Linked DNA regions of Homo sapiens: region 1 is linked to region 2. Evidence: chromatin contacts called from ENCODE Hi-C or POLR2A ChIA-PET data. All regions are on one chromosome and are shown on one strand. The core of a region is the stretch at or near the end of the contact, and the rest is flanking DNA. Distances in the headings are between cores, read along the strand shown. Region 1 holds the start of SCO2 (synthesis of cytochrome C oxidase 2). Region 2 holds the start of TRABD (TraB domain containing).

Region 1 (3,060 bases), core at 561-3,060, 340 kb before region 2:
CCCCCATAATAAGGGACTTGACCCTCAATGCTCAGGGCCCCTGACCCCAAAGTCGGCATCCCCGAACTCTCCCAAGAAGCTCCAGGTTCTCCATTGTCTCCAACCTCCTCTGCCTCCCCCAAAGCCTCCATTCTCAGTAAGAAACTCGTGGAGGGGCTGTCCGCTCTGGTGGTGGACGTTAAGTTCGGAGGGGCCGCCGTCTTCCCCAACCAGGAGCAGGCCCGGGAGCTGGCAAAGACGCTGGTGAGCGGTGTGGCCTTTCCCTGGGCAAGCGTCTTGATGCGGGCCCAGCCTACCCTTCACCCCTCCCGTCCCCACTGCCTCCCTCCACTCAGCAGTCCTGCCTAACCCCAGTCCCACCCTCTTCTGCCCGAAGTCCCTCCCTCCTTCACGGCTTCCTAACCTGCTGTGACTTTAGAGGTCAAGGCTGGCCCGGCCTGGACCTGGGGAAGCCCTCTGTGGCGTTCCTGCCCCAGACCAAGTACAAGTTCCTCCTGGCCCCATGGCGAGGTGTCGCACTTCACTCGTGTCTCTTCCCCACCCCAATCCTTCCCTGACTTCATGCTGGGGGGCTGGCAACCCAGGGTGCAGCAGGGGCTGGAGTTCGACCAAGAACCGGCTGCAGAAGGCCCCGCCATGGGGGGTCCACGCTGAGCCTCCTCTCCGCAGGTTGGCGTGGGAGCCAGCCTAGGGCTTCGGGTCGCGGCAGCGCTGACCGCCATGGACAAGCCCCTGGGTCGCTGCGTGGGCCACGCCCTGGAGGTGGAGGAGGCGCTGCTCTGCATGGACGGCGCAGGCCCGCCAGACTTAAGGGACCTGGTCACCACGCTCGGTGAGGGGGACGGGGTGTAGGGGAGCGGAGGCGGCGGGGGGTGCTTCCCGCTGGGGCCGCCCCGACCCGGCCGCGCCTAAGACCCGTCCCCGCCCGCAGGGGGCGCCCTGCTCTGGCTCAGCGGACACGCGGGGACTCAGGCCCAGGGCGCTGCCCGGGTGGCCGCGGCGCTGGACGACGGCTCGGCCCTTGGCCGCTTCGAGCGGATGCTGGCGGCGCAGGGCGTGGATCCCGGTCTGGCCCGAGCCCTGTGCTCGGGAAGTCCCGCAGAACGCCGGCAGCTGCTGCCTCGCGCCCGGGAGCAGGAGGAGCTGCTGGCGCCCGCAGATGGTGAGCGTCGGGGGAGTCCCCGTCCTTCCGCCTCCGCCATCCCCTTCCCTTCCCGAGGCCCCGCCCCTTCCCGAGCCCGCGCCTCTCAGCCCCTCTCCCCGCAGGCACCGTGGAGCTGGTCCGGGCGCTGCCGCTGGCGCTGGTGCTGCACGAGCTCGGGGCCGGGCGCAGCCGCGCTGGGGAGCCGCTCCGCCTGGGGGTGGGCGCAGAGCTGCTGGTCGACGTGGGTCAGAGGCTGCGCCGTGGTGAGCGCCGCCCCCGCCCTGCTGGCCCCGCACCCCCGCCCAGCTCCGGCCGCGCGGCCTCTAACAGCCCCTCGCTCTGCAGGGACCCCCTGGCTCCGCGTGCACCGGGACGGCCCCGCGCTCAGCGGCCCGCAGAGCCGCGCCCTGCAGGAGGCGCTCGTACTCTCCGACCGCGCGCCATTCGCCGCCCCCTCGCCCTTCGCAGAGCTCGTTCTGCCGCCGCAGCAATAAAGCTCCTTTGCCGCGAAACCTTGTCAGTGCTTGGGCGGGAGCGGAAGGATCCAGGGCTGCGGAGGCGGGGGCCGTCTCGATGAACACGTGACCCCCGGCGGGCTCCGCCTTCCGCGCACGCGCTGAGAGCCTGTCAGCGGCTGCGCCCGTGTGCGCATGCGCAGCTCCGGGGACGCCTGCGCCCTGCCTGTGAGCGTGTGGCGCCCGCTTTCCCTGAGCCGGCGGGGCAGAGCGCAGGGAGCTGGAGGTCGGCGCTTCCTCTCGTGCTTGGTCCACTGACGCGCGGCCCCGCCGCGAGGTGCGGACGCCGGGGCTGGGAGGGGAGGAGGTAGCCCTGAGGACTCGCTGGACTCCGGGGTAGTTTCCCAGCTCCGGCTACTGCGCGGGGCTGGCGGGGCACACCCCAGGGCGCGCTGGAGGCCGGAGCGAGGCTGGGGCGCCCGTGGGAGGCTCCCAGCAGGCACCGGTGTTCTCGCGGCCAAGCACAGTTATAACGCGCTCGCGCGGCGCTTCGAGTGGTCCTGGAACCTTTCTGGCCACGAGGGCGCTGGCCTTGCTGGGGAGGGCACAAACCCAGAACCGCCCGGGCGGGGGTGCAGTGAGTCCTCGGGAGGGTGCCCTCAGCAGGAGGGGGCAGTGACCGGGAGTCCTGAGACCTCCACCTAGCAAACCTTCTGCGGGGGCCCGTGGGAAAGGCTCAAAGGTCACCAACGCAAAGGCAGGGCGTCGGCTGTGAGCCCGGAGGAGCTGCTGGGAAGCCTGGATGTGAGGAGGGTGGGGTTTTGTGGCGGGTGGAAGTGTCGTGCGTCTCTGCCAGGAGAGGTTAAACACAGCCGGCGGGCAGAGTCTGAGCTCCGGGGGTAGGTCGTGCAGGTTTTCTGCTGGGAGTGTGGAGGAAGGCCGCGGTTGGTTGAAGTGGCTGGAGGTAACAGGAAAGTGTTGGAGGAATCGGTTGCTCTCGGGGATTGCAAGCCAGAGAGTTACCCACCTCCTTTTAAGAAATGGGTTTATTGCAAATAGATAACGTGGTTAGTTCAGGCAAGGCATGCACTTGGAATGCTTTCCGTCAGCAAGAGGTTCACCTTGCTGAGGTGCAGGTGCAGGGCAGGGTGCGGTGACAGGCTGGTGATCCCAGGTAGAGGACAGGAGTGACAGGTGTGGTTGCCCAGGTGTGGATGTTTGGTGGAGGTGGAGTTCTGAGCTCAGGTGAGCAGCTGCAAATGCCTGTTAAGCCTGAACGTGGGCTGGGTCCTTCAGATGGGTGGCTGGTCTCAAGTCGCAGGGGCAGCCCAGGCACTGTCCTGGGCCTTCCCTTCTGGCTCCTGACGCCTGTGCTTGTTTCCAGGAGCATCAGATCCATGCTGCTGCTGACTCGGAGCCCCACAGCTTGGCACAGGCTCTCTCAGCTCAAGCCTCGGGTCC
Region 2 (5,353 bases), core at 189-2,688:
CGGCTTTGGCGGGACCGCTTCACGCAGGTGTGGCAGAGCTGGGAGACGGGAAACACACCTGAGCCAGAGCCCGAGGCCTCCTTGCCAGCACACCTGGCAGCCCCCAACCTCCCAGGACCTGGTCACAGTCAATGCAGAGCCCCCACACTGACCACCATGCAGGGGGCCCCACAGGCTCCTGCCACCCACCCACCCTGCCAGGCCCCCTCCTCGGACCCCACAGCATCAGGGCCTCCGGCGAGGCTGGCCAGCATCCCCACCAGTCACACTGCAAGGGCGGCGGCAGCAAGCGGGGAGCAGAGACACACAGCGCAGTGAGCCTGGCGGCCTGCACGGCCTCTTCAGGGACCTGAAAGCTAGGAGGCTTCCATCTGGAGGCTACCGAGGCTGCGGGAGTCCCCGCAGGGAGCTTAGCACCTCCACAAGTTCCTGGTTGTTTCTGGGACGCTAGTGCCCAGACAGCTCCCACTCCATCTTTCTTGTAAGAGTTTTGACAAAGACACACGGCAGCTTCATGATAGCTCAGTTAAAAAGACCTTTTAAGTTTGGGCTGCGCACAGCGGGGGACGATCTGGCGTCCACTTCGCCCATATGGGAACCCCGCTCTGCTCCAATTGAAGGGCAAAGGCACCTACAGAAGAGCGAAGCCCCAGGTTTCAGCGGGGCCGGAGGGGACAACGGGGGTCCGGGGCCTCCCGCTCGGCCTCCCCCAGCACCCCCAGAGACCCGCAGGCCTGGGCCGCCTTCCTCCACTCTCACCTCGGCCGGCTCCACCGCAGGCGGCAGGCGGGGGTGGCTGGGGCCCTCCCGACCCGCGAGGACCCTGGGACTCGAGGTCCGACCCGCGCCTTCCCGCGAGGCCGCCGCTGACCCTCCCCGCCCCAGCCCTGGGGGGCTCCGCTCCTCGGCAGCGCCGCTCCCGGCAGCGGTGGCAGGGGACGCGCGGGGCCTGCTCCCGCCCCAAACCTGACCCGGGCCTGACCCCCACGACCTGCTCCCCCGGCTCCAAAACCTGACCCGGGCCTGGCCCCCCCAACGACCTGCCACCCCGGCCCCCAAACCTGACCCGGGCCCGGCCCCCAACGACCCTGGTCTACCAGCCCCAAACCCTGAATCTGACCCTGGCCTGACCCCCACGACCTGCTCCCCCGGCCCCAAAACCTGAACCTGATCCGGGCCTGACCCCCACGACCTGCTACCCCGGCCCCAAAACCTGACCCGGGCCTGACCCCCCCCGCCCCCGGCCCCCACCCCCCGACTCGGGCTCGCTCCCCCCGCCCCCCACAGTCACCCCGCGGCCCTGACCCGGGCCCGCCCCCCGCTCGGTGCTGGGCCCCGTCCTCACGCACGCGCCGTCCGCGCCGCGCGGCGTACCGAGGCGAGGCAGCGGCGCTCCTCAGCCGGCCTCCATGCGGCGCGGGCCCTCAACGGACGGGGCGGGCTGGGGCCGCGGGGCGGGGCGGGGCGGACGGGCCGAGGGCGCCGGCGGCCGCGTGGCATGCCGGGAAGTGTAGTCCCACGCGCCTCCTGCTTGGCCCCGGCCCGCAACTTCGGACTACACTTCCCAGGGGGTAGCGCGCGGGGCCCCCGCCCCCCCCCCCCCCCCCGGCGCTCCCGGGTCCTAAGGAACATCGGCGCGCACTCAGGAGGGAGGGTTCGAGTCCCGCCGCGGTCACGGCCTTGCGAGGCGCGCCCACGTTCTCTGGTCGCAGCTCCCAAGCTGTGAAATGGGGACAATGCTCGCACGGCGTCCACAGGATGGTTTTCAGTCGAATGATATTGAAATGTAACTGTTCTGTGAGCCGTCAGTCCCGCACGAAAGGGACAGCCGATAGTGGGACGCGAGGAGCCGAGAACACGGGATCAGGGAACGCGCTGCCATGGCCTCGGCCTGGCCCCCTTCCCTCTGGGGATCGGCCTAGTCCGTCCTCCGGGGGTCGGCCCAGAGCGGTCCCCGACCCGGGACTCATGCCTCAGCGGGACCTCGGCCTTGCCGCAGGTTGGGGCACCCCGGGAAGGTCGGGCCCCAGGGGCCCCGCGGCCAGCCTAGCGGACGGAGAACCGGGACCAGGTGGGAGTCTTAGGGCGGGCCGACCCCCGGCCTCACGGACCCGGACGCTCAGTCACTTCCGATCGTCCGGAGGCCTCCAGGGGGACCCGGCTGGCCGCAGCCACGCCGACGCTAGACTCTCGCTGTGCGTGTTCGGCCCCGAGGGCAGGGGGAGACGGCCAGGCCCCACCCGCCGCGCCCGTCCTGCCCGGGCGCCCGGCCCCCTCGCTGTACCCAGCCTCTACCGGGGCGGCCGGGACCCGGCGGCCAAGTTGCTGCGCGCTGCGGGCACCGGCGCGGACGGGGGCCCGGGCGCTTCGCCGCCGCATGCAGACGACTCGCTGCCCGCAAGCTGCTGCGCCGTCCGCCTGCCCCGCTCTCCTGCAATGGTCCGGCCGCGCATCCCGGGCCCACGACTTCCTTCCTCCTCCACGACCCCGGGTTCTTGGCTGACCTGGCGCTGGCGCTGGGCTTAGTGCAGGCGTGGGCCTGGCAATGGTTTGCCTGCGGGCTGCATGCGCGGACCCCACAGCCAGCTCCCCGAAGCTCTGCGCCCACCTCTACGGCCCTGCCCCAGCCAAAGGATCAGGTTCTTGGAGCGGGGCCTGCCCTGGGGCCAGGACTCCAGTCACCGGGGGAGGGCTGCTGTGTCTTCCTGCCAGGCACTGATGAGTTAGTTGGGGAAAGGGGCCAGGTGGGGCCAGCTGGGGAACCATTTAGAAGAGGGAGGAGGGCGCACCTCTCTACTCGAGTGCCCTAGGACTAGCTCCTCTCTGGAGCCACGGGGAGGACCTCAGTGAGGGCTGCCCCACGCAGGAACCTTCAGCGAGCCTGGAAGGCTGACCCAGCAGGCCTGGGGTTGGGGGAGTCCAACGCAGCGCCCAGGCTTGGTCTGGGTCTGCCTGAGGCCGTCCACCAGGACTCCGTGCTGGGGAGCCTGCTTCCTTCCAGGCTCCAGGAAGGGAGGCCCCGGCCCCAGCCCCAGGTTCTGAGGAGCTGCCCCGGCTCGGGTGGCCTGCAGGGGTCCCCTCAGGTCCCTGGTCCTGAGTCTGCAGGTGGTCCTCCCGGGGTGGGGCGGATGGGTGAAAATGCCTGTCCACACGGCAGCAGGCTGGGCTGGCTGCCCACTGAGCATTCTTACACAAGAGGCCCCGCCCCCTCCTACAGCTTCCTGGTCCCCAAATGGCCAGGCCTGGCCTTAGAGAGGCCTCTGTCCTCCTTGGTGAAGGACACTCACTTTGGGCCCTAGGGCCTCTGGTTCACATCCTCTCCATTGATTCTCATTGTTCGCTGCCTTTGTGGTCATTCTGCCTTTCCGACCATCTCGGCCACATCCTCACAGGAGGGCAGCGGGTGGCAGTCGCCCCGGCTCCACCTCACCCATTTCTCAGTGCTGGGCTGGTGTGGAGGGAAGATCCCTGGCCTGGGGGCTGGAGGCCTGGGTTCTCAGTCTTGGCCATCTGGGATGGGTGCAAGGTCCTCCTGGAGCCCCTCCTTCTCCATGAGAGGGACGGTTCTATCCACCTGCCAGGCCTGCTTATGCTCAGGGAGGGGGAGGGGCAGGAGGGGGCACTATTTCAAACCAACGCTGGCCCCCGGGCTGCAGAACGACCCTCTGACTCACCTGGGCAAGGTGGCCAGTTGGGGAGGGGAGAGTGTCCGAGATCCCAGCCCCCGGTGGGCAGCAGACAGTGGAGAAGCAGAACTGCCCTCCGATCCGGCTGGGGTCCCCTGCAGGGCTGCACTAGGCTGTGAGGGGCGAGAAGCAGAAAAGGGGGAGATTGAGTCCTCAGGGAGCGTGCTGGGGAAACTGAGGCAGGACCTCAGCCGCAGGCCCTGGGCCACCACCCACATCTCAGGCTGGGCTTGTCTTCTAAAGTTCTGCTCCCAAGCCTGCTTTTCTCTGGGCAGGCTCTGTCCCTTCTGCCGTGGGGGGCAGGCGGGGTTGCCTTGGGAAGAGGGTCAGGTGGAGGTGGAGGACGTGCACCTGGGGTGCCAGAGCTTTTGAGGCCCTGACGCCGGGGGGCTGGCCATGTGGATGCCCTGTTCCTGGAGCAGCCAGAGGAGGGTTTCTGGAGGTGCCCTGGGGGGAGTGAGGAGGAGTCCTAGGGAGGGTGGGGGCTCTCAGGAACAGAAACAAACTGTGTGAAGCCATTTGTGCTGGGAGGGACCGTCTTGGTCCCCGGCTGGCTTTGTCCTCAAGGGGTGGACCTTGAGGAAGGGCCAAGTCCCATTCGGAGCAGAGTGACAGATCCCACAGAAGCAGGCGTTGGGGCAAGGGGAGGGAGGGAGCCCTATGGGGGAAGGCGGTTGGGGCCGGTTCAGCCCTGACCCAGTGCCAAGGGTGAGCGCCACCCTTTCAGGCCTCTGCCCGCCTGCCTCTAGGAACGTGGCACAGCTGGCAAGGACACAGCCAGAGGAACAGGTCTGGGGATAAGGTGGTGATGTTACCTGGGAGAGGTGGGAGCCAGCGTCTCACTGTAGGACGGACACCAGCTCCCCAGCACGGGCCGCGCAGAGGGAGGGCCAGCTCCAGCACAGGGCAGGGTGCTCACTTGAGGCATGAACCTCTTTCCAGACAGGAGTTGGTTTCATACCTCCTGCCAGGCTGAGGCGCACAGGCGGGGGATGGGCAGTGTGGCTGCTGCCCATGGCCCTGGTCACATTGAAGTCTCCAGGTGGCTCCACCTGAGGCCTCCTGTGTCCCCCGGCTCAGCTCAAGCCCCACCTCGGCCTAGACGTTTTCTGGGCAGCGACAGCTCCTCTCACAAGCTGGGAGGCAGGGCCTGCGGGACTCAGCACCACGCAGACCGGCTGCCCCCAAGGACTACTGGACGTCTCCCTACCTGAGCCGAGCCATGCGGGATGCCGGGTGGCTGCTGGGGCAGGGAGGACAGGTGCAGGTGGGCGGGGTGCATGTGTGAGGGTGAGGAGGGTCCCCAGCCCCAGCTGGCGAGCAGCAAGGACGCCCATGGCAAACGCTACCTCTGGAGGCCGCCATCCCTCGGGTCTCCTCAGCTGCCATGTCCTGCCCACCCTCACCACTGAGCTGGTCTGTGGGTGCAGCACCAAGGTGATGCTGTCAAGGCCCAGGGCTCAGCCCTCCCTGCACAACCAGGCTGGCCTGGGCCGGGATCTGTGACACCGGGTCCCTCTCCTGGACGTGGGAATGCTGGGCACATGGGCATGCAGGCTGGGGAGGTGTCCTGACTTAGGTGAGCGTGAAGAACTGCTACTTTCTTTTTTTTTTTTTTGAGACGGAGTCTCGCTGTCGCCCATGCTGCTGGAGTAGAGTGGTGTGAT

What was found. Hi-C counts contacts between places; a loop is a spot of excess contacts on that map. ChIA-PET counts read pairs that join two places held with the same protein, here RNA polymerase II (POLR2A). Pooled maps may share reads with other maps.
Region 1: a map of HL-60/S4 shows a loop between it and region 2 (3-fold over the local background). The contact joins the promoter of SCO2 here to the promoter of TRABD in region 2. A Hi-C loop is called at or near these places in 6 of 168 maps with a recorded cell type or tissue (B cell, CD14-positive monocyte, CD4-positive, alpha-beta memory T cell and 3 more), 26 of 37 single-sample maps with no recorded cell type and 13 of 50 pooled maps. POLR2A ChIA-PET finds 5 or more read pairs at or near these places in 18 of 52 experiments (B cell, CD4-positive, alpha-beta T cell, CD4-positive, alpha-beta memory T cell and 14 more).

The regions. Positions count from the first base shown.
Region 1 is chr22:50,524,348-50,527,407 of GRCh38, reverse strand. SCO2 (synthesis of cytochrome C oxidase 2) reads left to right here and starts at 1,810. Exons shown (of 2, transcript NM_005138.3): 1 at 1,810-1,936; 2 at 2,984-3,060. The coding sequence starts at 2,997. It overlaps NCAPH2 (non-SMC condensin II complex subunit H2), which reads right to left. Exons shown (of 20, transcript NM_152299.4): 20 at 2,628-3,060. TYMP (thymidine phosphorylase) reads left to right here. Exons shown (of 10, transcript NM_001953.5): 6 at 125-243; 7 at 670-832; 8 at 932-1,162; 9 at 1,267-1,407; 10 at 1,490-1,656. The coding sequence ends at 1,638. RefSeq lists enhancers at 1-18, 39-238, 29-600, 409-708 and silencers at 799-1,628, 1,839-2,138.
Region 2 is chr22:50,181,998-50,187,350 of GRCh38, reverse strand. TRABD (TraB domain containing) reads right to left here and starts at 1,438. Exons shown (of 10, transcript NM_001320485.2): 1 at 1,375-1,438. RefSeq lists silencers at 690-999, 1,266-1,635, 1,906-2,005, 2,196-2,265 and an enhancer at 3,151-3,726.